Linked DNA regions of Homo sapiens: region 1 is linked to region 2. A link is a contact called in ENCODE Hi-C data. All regions are on one chromosome and are shown on one strand. The core of a region is the stretch at or near the end of the contact, and the rest is flanking DNA. Distances in the headings are between cores, read along the strand shown.

Region 1 (6,223 bases), core at 865-3,364, 370 kb before region 2:
TGGAAAGCTGGTATTTATTTTATTCATAGATTGCAAAATTATACCCTGATGCTGTTCCACCAAAGGGCATTATTTATACAAGCAGGGAGAGTGTGGTTTAGGATATAAGCAGCAGCGGTAATGGAAAATAGCACTTTCAAACAGGCCTCACTGAGTTATGGAGAATACCACCTGGAGATCATGCACCCGGAACGTCTCTGGACACAGGTCATATCTTTGCACAGACATCACCAATTGCAGCTGTTTTCTGAACTCCTGATGTCTGCCCTACAATATGTTCAAGCCCAGCAGTTTACCAGACTATGTAGTATTATTCTATCTTTCCTTCCTGTCAGATATGGGATGTCCCCATCAGCAAAACTGGCCGTGTTCCGAAAATTTATTTCTAAATCATTTATCTGGGATCAGAAGACATTTTCCCACAGGAACAATTTTATAAACAGTGGTGTTCCACAAATGCCTGCTTGTGCCACAGTGTACCTGAAATGCAACATTGACTGTATGATTCCCACCAACCATTATTTATTCTTTTCTCTGGGAAAGTGCATTCCTCTTGGGATGCCTGAGGCTCATCTCTCCCTCTGCCTGGGAGCCTCAGCTATAGTTTTTTGGGCTGTGCAGCAGTAGCAGTCAGGAAGAGGGGAGGGAAGCAACCTTCCCAAAAAAGAGATGAGTGTAGAGAGTTGATATGGATGCCTCTGGGTAACTTGTTAATGCTGGAAGGCTGAAGAAGGAAACCAACAGTGCGAACTGGCTACTTCCCAACTGTTCTAAAAGAGGCACAAAGGGCAGGGACATTTTCGTAAACAGAGATCATTTCTAAGTCACATCTTCATAAACAGGGAAAGGCATATAGTAAAACCTCCCATTTTTAAAGACCAGTATCTGGACTTGTAATTAGCCAGGAAAAATATTGTGAAACTTCTTGGTCAGTGATGAAACAGTCTCAAACATATAACAATGAGACATAGATCTTGCACCTATCCCCAGGCCTGACAAATAGTAAGTGCTCCAAAAAAAGGGGATTTCAATTTTAATTAAGTACTAATTGAGTGAATTCTGTATTGAAAAGGACAAGACTATGTGTGGGCCAGTTACCTTAATTCTCATTAGCATCTACTAATTCTGACCCTCTTATAGCACACATCCTAACCATGAAGAGTTGGTCGGAGCACTTTCAAGACGTCACCTGAACATTATGTCACCTCTGCGGGATATATGCATCTGTCTACCCCAGCCCAAAGCAGGTGGTGGGTCTCTTCATACCCTCTCTGATGTGCATCAATTTCTAGGAATTTCTAGTACTATCTCCACATCACCAAATCTGAGGAAACAAAAGAGATAAGGAGAGGAAAGTGAAGCCAGTGAGGATATCCAAGCCTGTAGGACCTTAGGTTTATTCTGGCCAGTATTACCTGCTAAAAAAGACCTACGCTTTTGGTTTCCCTTTGGTCACTTATTTTTATAACACATGCAGACGTATTTTGGGGAGGTGTGCCTCTTTCAGGCTAGAATTTAGTCTGCTCAGCAGACCCGGGTCCTGTCTCCTTCAGGTTTTAGAATTGCATAACAATTTAAACTCATTTTGTATGTGCAAGTACTTTGAAAAGAAATATACTATTAAGACTCCCTCTGGTAAGAAGCCTTCCCCACCCCCACGCCCAATAAACTGATCTGTTAACTTTTTGTTTCAGAGACTGTGCTTTCTTTTTATTGCTGCATTTGTGTTCTACAAGACAGCCTCTTTCTCCAAGATTAACATTTCTTATGATTGTTCCTGACAATGGATTCACTTCCAGAGGCCCTGCTAAGGATAACCAAAAAAGGGCATGGAGCAGGCTGGTTTTGGCAGCGTGCACGCAGTTTCAGAGCTTTTTAGGTCTTGGGTTTTCTGATGAGTGATTTCCTGAGCATGCCTAGGGAATGACAGGCATCTCCACAGGCAGGCTGCATCCACCTTGGCTGGGGTGTCGTCATTGGCTGCCTATTAGAAAAACGACAGGACAATGCATACCACCGCCTCCCGACTGTAAACATAGGGGATATGTGTTCACTTAGCATGGACTTCTGGGAGGGGCCAAGGAAGGGCGGTCTGGAGTTTTATTGAATAGAGCAGTGTGTATTCGGCTGCCTGCCTGCCCGCCTGCTTGCTCTCTGGCTGTGCTCCTGCTTAAAGAAATCAGTCCTTCCTTTCCGACTTAGTCCTCGGGAAGAAGTTTCAGACTACAAGGTAAGGCACAGAAGGCTTTCTTTTTTATCTTCTAGAGAGAATCTGGGGACTTTCTCCGGCTTTCAGTCAACATTCCTGGCTAAGGTAGCTGGAGATGCAAGAATGTTCAAGGCAATAAACCATGCAAACTCCCGAGCCTGACTGGGCTTCACTGCCATACGGATATTCCCGGAAGGCAAACAGGATGAGATTTCCAGTTTTGTTTTTAGAATTGGGACAAGAAGAGTGACCATATAGAGACTTACATTTAGGGAACACTGGCAACTTTGATTAGGATAGCCTTTTGTTTAGGACAGCCATATGAGATTATACCTGATATCCAAAGGCCAGTGTTAGCAAGCCTACTGCACCAGACTGCTCACACAGTCTCTTCTGCATCTTTTATTGCCAAAGATTTGAAGAGGTTTTGCTTTAAAAACAAAATCAACAATCCTTTAGGTTGATGAGAAGCCAAAAGGGAATGATTTTTTTAACCAAAGGCTTTTGCGTTATAGTCTGCTGCCAGTATTTAAAACTAGACTTCCAGAGTTGCAAGGAAATACGGTCAGAGATGGAGAGATCACTAGCACCTAGCACTGGTTGGGTTAATGTCACTGATGGGATATTTGCTAAGACAGAAGATGCCTAGGCTGGTCTGTTTCCTATAAAACCTAATAACAAGAGAATGCATGCGCTAGTGGGTGTGTTTTTTTAGAAAGCACATTTAACGTCCTACCAAACTATTTTTTAAGAAATCTTTTTTTCTGTTTGAAAGTGTGCCTGAGTGTGTCTAGAGAATCTAAAGAGATGTCGATTGGCAATGTGTTTCAGAAAGGAAGGAGGCAGGCTTTTATATCTAGATAGACATATTTGGGTGTCTGAAACAGTAGTACAAGGCAGCTAGTTGGTAGTAGCCTGGAATTCCTTTTAGAAAGAGCTGATGGCAAGGGGTGGGGGAATTTTAGTGCTGTGGCAATACATGGTCAAAAAAAGTGGATGAGAACAAAGTGCTTGATATTTATAGATGCCTTCTATTAACAGGACTATGCAGATGGACTTGTAAACTGAAAATCCTTCTAATGTGTTTGTCAAAACCAGACATATACAGCTAGAACCTGAGTGAAGACTAGATGCTATATGGCAAGCAGGGTAAATCTGATGATTTTTTAGTAGTGCTGGCTATTAAAGACTACCAGCTGCAAATGACTGATTCAACTGGATTTTATTCCATGCAATGCGGTAGTTTGGGGTTGAGATTCATTAAATAAAGTTTTCTCTTTGTATTTAGAAGTTTGGGGATAATTTTCTTGGGAATGCCTATTTCTCCTTCTAGAAGTGATATATGAGAACAGAATTCCTTGTGAATTTCCTTCCCTGGAACAGTTCTGAGTAAGTGTGAGAGAAAAGCTGCAGGCAAAAGCTATAGTTTAATTACTGTCCTTCCCTCGAAGAGATCAAGTTCCAAACTATTTTCACAGTGTTTTTAATGTCAATCAAAATATGGAGAGCAATTTTTCTTTTAACTGTTCTCTAAACCATGAAGGGAATGCAGTTTGGAAGGAGATCTATAATCTTGGGATTTGAGGATAAATTCCATTTTGAAACCAACATCTCCGAATCCCTGAAAGTTCAAACTGTGCTATGACCACTCTCTCCAGATCCCCCATCCCCCTTCTCTTGGGCTCCCCACCCCCAACAACCATAAAAACACTCATTTTTTTCCAAGTAACACTTTAGGTGTTCTGCTGTTATAGGTAGAGATAGAGTGAGAGGATTTGAGTTTATGCTGAATTTTAGGCAGTTCTTTGTGCTACTTCCTTCCTGTTGAATGTTACCTAGAACACATTTCCCCACATAGTGAGGCCAAAGGAGCACAATGAAAACAGTAACTTTCATTTCAGAAATATAATCACAAAATTCCAGAACAAAAAGTCACTAAGAGTTGATCCTAGGACACACAAGGAATGTATGTACAATGGATTGATCCATAAGTAAAGTGCAGGGTTGTTTCAAGTATTCGAAGCAAATAGAAGGTGTAATTTAAATCATTCCAGTCAAAAGATTGCCTTAAGTAAATACACAATTCTTATATTAAAGTTAGGAGAAGGAGAACCAGGCTCAAACTGCAGTTTAAAGGATTTTAAATGAGATACATGAAAGCATTTCCTGACAGTAAGGCAACTGCCTTATTATGAGAATCATTAACAATTCTAATTGGCTCCTGTGACTGGCCTGAGAATCTCCTTGTCTTAGGTAGATAGAATAAGTTGATCTTATGGCCAGCCATGTAAAGGTCCAGAATCTAGCCCAGGTATTCTCTGTTCTGATAAATAAAATGCACCTCAGCAGGCATTTTTGTAGAAACACATGTAATTGTCTCCATTTGCCATTTTCTTGATAGCATGATTACCAGTTAGTCATTCCTTAGCAAGACGCAAAAGTGATTCAGAGATGGGCATGAAAAGAGATTTGCTAGTTCCCCATTTGCCTGTAGTCTATCACATGTCTCAGAAATGTGGTCGGGGGACAGGAAAAATGCTGATAGAGTGGTATGCAAATAGCATGGTAGGACTAAGGAGGAGGTTAGAAAGATGCTGCCAAAGAATTTTCAGACTTCAAAAGGGCGTTTTCTGCGTTAAGTTCTCTTAGGGCCTGAGAAGATACCATTAGCTCCTTACTGAAAGTCCTTCATCTGTCAGGCTAATCCAAGTTTGCTATTGGAGAGATGCCCATAAGTCCTGAGTAGATGGGTAGTTTAAAGAGAAACTTTTGGCACAGGCTTAACTTATGAGAACCACTACAACATCTCAGTTCTAGTATTGGTTCCTCTGCTTAAGTAACCCTGACCTTTTTGAGGAAATCATCAGCTTTTGACTTCATCTGTTGAGTGAAGAACGGACATTGGTAATGCTTCTCCGATGTCCCACAGTGGTTAAGACGTCCAAATGAGATGAAGCTGTTTGCTCCCTCTTCCCTGCAGATTCTATACCCTGAACTGCCTATCATTTGAGTCCTCTGGACATTATGCTCATCTTGGCTGGTATCCTCCACTTCTTACCTAGTATCCCTAATGATCTCTTCCTTTCTCGTATTTAAGGACCCTTGAGTGATATCTTCTCGCTCCTGGTTATTTCTAGAGCCCTGAGCCGTGTCCAGTGAATACTGGTCTATCCCAATGTTGTCTGAATTTTTACTTTGATGATCACAGACTAAGAGGACACAAATATAAGGAAGTGGAATAAGATGGGCCATCAGTGGTACAAGGCACCAGGAAATCCAAAGATCCACTTGAGCATAAGACCAGTGAGAAAGTGCTGACAACAGAAAGCCCTTAAGTAATTGAGGCAGCTTCTCTGCCTCCAGCCAAAAGCATGGAATGAACCCCGGAACGTCATGCCTGGGCCTTGTAGGAAGGGCAAGGAAGGCAGGAACACCTGGCTGTGGTTCCTGTTGGTATTGAAACCAGACTGCTCCACGGAGCTCGCCTCTCACCTCTTTGCTTCTGTCTTTAGTGCTCCCAGCTGTAACCGACCCTAGTTGCATCCCTAACTTCCTTACCCCCAGGCCTCCACCTGTAACCTCTTCCCCAGCTCCCCCATCCCTGTACCGGATAGGGAGCTTTCTTGATCCAACATTGACAATTTGCAGGGGCCAGCTCTAAGATGAGGCCCAGAGTACAGCAGAACACTCTAGCACAGATAGGTTCTAGCTAGGGAAAGCCACTTGCACAGACAGAGGAGATGTCAGAGCATGTTTTGTGGTAAGGACCCACTCTGCTTCTCACCCCAAACTCATAATTGGCAGGCTGTGGGTAAGGCTATGGGAGCGGGGTCGGGGGGAAACTATGACCTGGGCTGTGAGGGAGGGGTGATGAGGTTGTTCCCTGTGTTGTTCTTCCCTGTGTTGTTGCTATGGAAACCTTTGAGAATCTGATAAAAACTGTGAACCCTTAAGGTCCCTTTGTAAACCCACGCTTCATGATTGACAGGTAAGAGACCTTTGAGCTGGGGCATG
Region 2 (6,629 bases), core at 1,853-4,352:
GAAGAGGAACAAAGAAATATTTTAGACCTCCAGTTAAAAATGGCAAACTGGATACACATTCAATTTTGCTCCCTCTCAAAACCACCAAAATAATTTATTTTTTAAGGCATAAAGCTGAAAGGATGACAAGAGGAGACCATTTTGGAAGCCAGGAAGCAGAACAAATTTAAACTTCTCAACAAAACAAGAAAGCCAGACATAATGGGACAAAGCCTTCAAAATTATAAATGAAAATTATTTTTAACCTAAAATTTTATATTCAGTCTAAATTTGATCACATTTGAATAGATCAAGTTAGAATGAAGATATTTTCAGTTTTGTAAGTTCTCAAAAAATTCTCTTCAGTGTACCCATTTCTCAGGAAGTTACTGGAGATTTACTCTCCCAGAACTGAATAAATGGAGAAAGAGAAATGCCTTTGATGCAGGAAGCAGGAGATCCAACCTAGGACAGAAGTAAAGGGAATCCCCAGCATGGTGGTGATGTGAGAAGCCAGGACAACAGCTGTGTGTGGTGTCAAGCCCCAGACTGGGGCAGGTTGGAAGGGTCTGAAAAGCCTTTCTCAGGAAGATATAGAATACTTGATGCATAGAAATTTATTCATAGAAGATTTGATAAAGATTTGAGGGTTGGATTAGTGTTAAGCAATAGAAAACCAAGCAAGCAAACAAACTTTTTAAAAAAAGCAATTATCTTCAGAGAAGATCAAAAGTTATGCAGGATAGGAAAAGTAATCTTAATTTTCTACATGGCTCAGCTGCTGTAAATGGTATTTACAGGCACACCTCGGAGATATGTTGCAGGTTCTGTTCCTGACCACTGCAATAAAGCAAGTATTACAGTAAAGCAAATCACACGAATTTCTGGTTTCCCAGTGCATATAAAAGTCATGTTTATACTATAAGGTAGCCTATTTAGTGTGTGATACTGTTATGTCTAAAAAAACCTAACGGACATACCTTAATTTAGAAATACTTTGTTGCTAAATAATGCTAACAATCATCTGAACCTTTGCCTTCACAACATAAGGCCTAACATTTGGCTTATCTTTGCTTTCACAATGCCTTCCTCACTAAGCTTAATCATTTCTAGTTTCCAATTTTAAATGAAAGACATGTGACACTTCCTTTCACTTAAACACTTACAGGCCATTGTAGGGACATTAATTGGCCTAATTTCAGTATTATTGTGTCTCAGGAATAGGGAGACCTAACGTGAGAGAGAAATGGAGGAACGTCCAGTTGGTGGAGTGGTCAGAACACACGGTCAGAACACCAACACAGAGTTGGTGGAGCGGTCAGAACTGAATTATCAATTAAGTTCACCGTCATATGGGTGCGGTTCATGGCACCCCAAAACAATCACAATAGTAACATCAAAGATCACCATAACCAACATAATAATAATGAAAAAGCTTGAAATGTTGCAAAAGTTACCAAAATGTGACACAGAGACATGAAGTGAGCAAAGGCTATTGAAAAAATGGTGCCAATAGACTTGCTCGATGCAAAAATGCCACAAATCCTCAATTTGTAAAAGATGCAGGATCCACAAAGAGAGATGCACAATAAAATAAAGTATACCTGTGCATATTCCAATATTGTAAACACTGAATATTGATTTAAACAAAACTATAACCAATTTGGATAGAGGAGGAAGAGAGGAAGCATACTTCTGGAACATGCAGTGGGGAAGAAGAAAGCTAAATCTTCACCTTTTATGGTTGGGAGTCAGTAGATTATGCCTGAAACTGAAAAATCAAGAAGTACCAATCCAAGCATGTTATTTAGAGAACTGAGGTAAATGCCTAAAGAATGAGCACAGGTGAAAGTGCTTGCCTCTGAAGAGGAAGAAAGGGAGAGTGTGGGACTGCCGATTTTCGTAAGTTTTGAAAAACTGACTCTTTGAAAACTAGGTACATGATAACCTTGAATAAATTTCATAAATATAAATATGTTTCTATCTCTTCTATATCACTTCACTCACCAGTATTGAGTTTTCAGAGTAACTACTGTATATTAGTATCTAAAAGTTAATTTTCTGTCTTAAAGGCATTAATATGGATGCTAGACTAAATATACAGAAATTCCACTTTTCATAATAATAGCTACCATTACTATGGTCCCAGTATTGTACTAAGCACTTATATTATCTCCAGTCCCCAGAGCAACCATGCAAAGTAGGTACTGTTTCCATTTTACAGATAAGAAATTGATGCTCAAAGAGATTAAATAATTTGCTAGTATGTAGCAGAACTCTCTGATCTCAAAGCCTCTGTTCTTCCTTCCTCCTGGATCCCATCACCTCTTTCTAGAGTTTGCGTTTAAAAGAACTAGGGGCAGGGGGAGGGCAATGTAGCAGTTCAAATAACTCCTCCTTTGGAGGAAGGGCAAGGAAGCAGAAGAGAACCGCTGAAGGATTCAGCAATAGCACTAGGTAGCAGTCTCATGTAACCAAGTTTAACCCACAGTTGAAATTTCCAGTTGGTCATGTGAGCAACGGAAGCAATTTTTAAACTCTGGCCAGGAGCCCCAATGCTTACAAAAATAAAAGCTTTGTTCGGCTCTTATTTTGAAATAAAATAGATGTTCCAGCTGCTCCAACATGGGCCTAAACACTGCAGTGAGAATGCTCAGGACACAAAGTTTTGTGTCCAGAGAAGCCCAGTCATCATTACAAAATTGATCTCTAAAAGGGGTTGGGGGACAGACGGCATAGCTGCTTCCCAAGGAAATGAGTAGGAGGTGACCTGGGTCCTGACTGCCACACTGGCTGGGAGCTTGGACCAGATGATCCTGATGGGTTTCTTCTGAATAAAATTCCGGGTTGTGTTTATCTTGCAGTTTAAATCACTGGGAGCTTCGAGAGTTCTTTGGCTCCTTCCCTTTCTGGAATTATTGTGTGATATAATCAAGACATTTACCTGGCTCTTTAAATCAGTTGGTTTGCCGGCTACAGTGTAGGTAAAGAGTATGTCATAATGGACAATAAAAAGTTGTTTACATACCTCATTTCTGAAAAGTCATGGGCCACTGGCAAGTTAGGAAACGAAAGTGAAATCAGCTGATAGTGACATCAGTCAGAACAAATGTACCAAAGTTCAGAGAGCTGTTTACTAGGCACGACTGCGAAGGCAAGGGGGCACCAGCTCAGGACTGCATCTGCCTGCCATTTCCCTTCCACTCCTCCTTTCTGGAGTCTGACATTAGAAAGCCAGCGAGAAGGAAGATTCAAACAACCAACCCTGATTTCCTGCTTCTCCTTTTCATGAGTGTTCCTGTGGTCTCTGCACCTCCTTTCTGTAAGTACCGATCCTGCAAGCATCACAGCTTACCCAGACGTCTACTACCTTGTAAGACAATTTTGTTTTCTTCTCAGATATTTCATGTTCTGGCAATCCACATAGGGGAACTCACTGGTTGTTCAGTATCTGTGACCCTCCCTCGCTCATGTCTGTATAATCTACATAATCTACCCCCTTTACTCTCTGCTCTCCTTCCTTCCACTCTTCGGCATCAACATGTGTAGCTCTGGCCTCAAAGATGATGAAAGTAAGGCCAGTATAACTGGTTAGAAACGATGCAGGGCTGACTGCACACAGCAGAGTCTTGCACGCAGTGTGTACAAGGACATGGCTGTGGCTTGTGCAATACACTGTTCATCAGAAATAGGTAAACAAAAGCAGGTCACCGACCAACACTAACTAAACCACTATTCAATGGTAGTTACGAACACATCATAAAACTTTAAAATACACACTGAAGATTAATATCAACAGAAAAACTTGTGTTCTTGCCTCAAAGAATGGGACCTAAGAGATGTTTAGATCTTATGTTAGTCATTAGACCAGATTGCTCCTCATGCCCCAGTGGAAATCCATGGTGGTATTTTAGTTCTCTTGATGCATATTTTAAGAGATTTTTTTTAATGTGGGCTTAGTTTCACTAATAACTTCCACTATGCTTCTTCGCCTATAAAATCAAAGGCTCCTTTGAAAGAGGGAAAAGACACATATTTCCTTCTTCCCTCATGATAACTGAAGAGCATTTTTCAGTATCCACTTACCATACCCCATTCCCCAAAATCTCAGGTCTGAGACTCAGTCCATGAGATATTTTTTCAATCTTGCACATATTCCCCTTTCTCAACTTTCTTTCCAGCTTAGTCCCTGCTTTATCTAATTACTAAGGCTGTTTTGAATGCCTGTTTTATAAATTTCTTTTTTTTTCATAAATGTAGCACATAATTCTAAAAATATTTTACTGCAAATAGAGAACAATTGCCTGTAATGTCACCACCCAGAGCTACCACAGCTAACATTAACATTTTCAAATACTTCTTTAGTCTCTTTCTCCTATGCCTCTTTATATGGATGTAGTCACACTATGTAGAGTGATTTTATACCTGCTTTTTCTAAAAGATGCATAGTATTTTATCCTTGATACATCATAGTTTACTTCTGATATTGGACTTTCAAGCTGCTTCCCATTTTGTGCCAAAAGTAATGCTGTGCTGAACATTCCTATGTATAAATTATTGACTGGATTTCTGATTGCTGTCTTAGGATAGATTTATAAAAGTGGGCCAAAGAGATATGACTATTTTTAGGGTTTTTAATGTTTATTGCCAATCTGCCTCCCTGAAAGTTTGTACAAATGTTCACATCCACCATCATTGTGTGAGAATGCCAGTTTAACCATATTTTTGGTATCATCAAGTGTTTTTACCTACAGTGTTGATAGGGAAACTCTGGTTTTTTACTTGGCGTATCTTTAATTACATTAGAAAAGTTACAGAATTTTTTTTCATGTTAGTTAACTACTTTGCATTCTTTGTGAATTATCTCTTCATATTTGTCCATTTTTAATGAGGTGTAATGTTTTTTGACAGTTTGCGTAAACATTTTAAACATTAAGTACATTAATCATTTCATAGTTGTGGTAGATATTTTCCATGCTCATTGACTTTTAATTATATTTATGTTGTTTTTGGTGAATAGAAATCTTTATTTTAGAATAGTTAAACCTGTGCAATTCTTTATTTGTAGTTTCCATTTGCTCTTAAGTTCCAAATTTTATTTTTCACTCATAAATCAAATATATCCTTTTTTCCAGATCATTGATTTTTTTATCTGGTTTTACCTTTCACTCTTGGATCCATGTGAAATTTATTTGGGTATGTGGAGTGAGATGAGGACCTAAAATAGTTTTGTTTCTCTTTTCTAGTTAGCTGATCAATTGCTTCAGTATTAGTTAATGAAGAACCCTTTCAGGACTCAAAACAAATATCTCTTCTGAAGAGAGGCTTTCCCTGACCCTATAATCTAGTCATCACTTCCTCCTGCCAGTTTCTCTCTCTCACTCACCCTGTTTATTTCTTTCCCAAACCTTTTCAAAAATTATAATTACCTTTTAAAAAATACATTTGGTGTTTGCCTTCCCAACTAGAGTACAAGCTCAATGAGAGCAGGCACCTGGTTTGTCCTGTGTGGCACTGATTCCCCAGGGCCTCTGATTCAGGGAGTCATCCAAAATGTGTCACTAACAGAGTTACAAGATGAAATGCTGACCCCACGAGTCGAAGTGGGTGGCAAATTGCCTTTGTAATTGCGGAAGAGAGGGCTGGTGCGGGAAAACTAACCATTGACAGCCAAAGGCAGTCACCAGTTTCTGGTACTACTGATTCTCAAACTCTGAATCTTGTGAATCTTGGCCGCCCACAAACTGGACCGTGGAGTCCTGCCAACAGAAACCAAATGAGATTAGCTGGACGTGGTGGCAGGAGGCTGAGGCAGGTGAATTTCTTGAACCCGGGAGGCAGAGATTGCAGTGAGCCAAGATGGTGCCACTGCATTCCACCCTGGGTGACAGAGCAAGACTGTCTCAAACAAACAAACAAATTAAGATGGCTCATTTGTAGACATTTTCTCATTTTTAAGGATTTTCTTCTCCCTCTAAACTTTTTGTAATCTTTGTTCCCACTTGGATTATCTGCTAGTGAGAGCTAATAGTCAACAAAACAATTGCACAAATAGCAAGTTAATATTAATGGAACCATTTAAACAGCTATCTCAATGGCTTGTCATCTGGGTGCCTGGACTCATGCTTCTGACTTTATGTTATAATCTCATGGTATAGTCCTATTTTGTCTGATAAAGCTGTTTTATTTACATGGAATAATTAAGTAAATCAAAACATCACAGCATTCATTAAAAACTTGGTGGTTGGGATGGCTGTCCACAGAAAACACTGGTGAAATCCAGGAGCTGCCACCACCTACACACTGTTGAAAAACACTGCAGTAGCCCTGTTTTGAAAAGAATTAGAACCTGGACTCATGTTTCTACCAAAGGAAATATGACACATTTCCCTTTCTTCTTCCCTTTTTATTTTTGTGACAGCCACACCTAAACCATGAGCACACTGATCTTCAATGTGTTCCACCAGAAATATTTTAGCCAGGACTGGTGGCCTCTGACAAGTAAACCTGCGCCCTTGTTCTATGCCCTGGCAAGCTCTGTTGCCCCGGCTTTATTCTGCTAACATTTTCTTCCCAGTTCTCCTCTCTCCATTCAGGCGACACACCCAACCATGTCTACCTGACTCTCCGTCAATTCCCGTTTCTCCCAC

The links. Hi-C counts contacts between places; a loop is a spot of excess contacts on that map. Pooled maps may share reads with other maps.
Region 1: a pooled map shows a loop between it and region 2 (3-fold over the local background). The contact joins the promoter of CALD1 here to the promoter of TMEM140 in region 2. A Hi-C loop is called at or near these places in 6 of 50 pooled maps.

Annotation. Positions count from the first base shown.
Region 1 is chr7:134,777,520-134,783,742 of GRCh38, forward strand. It overlaps CALD1 (caldesmon 1), which reads left to right and starts at 2,115. Exons shown (of 15, transcript NM_033138.4): 1 at 2,115-2,230. The region is part of intron 1 of LOC124901750 (a long non-coding RNA gene); the gene reads right to left.
Region 2 is chr7:135,144,970-135,151,598 of GRCh38, forward strand. It overlaps TMEM140 (transmembrane protein 140), which reads left to right and starts at 3,103. Exons shown (of 2, transcript NM_018295.5): 1 at 3,103-3,301. It also overlaps a transcript of CYREN not described here. RefSeq lists enhancers at 2,882-3,381, 6,415-6,624.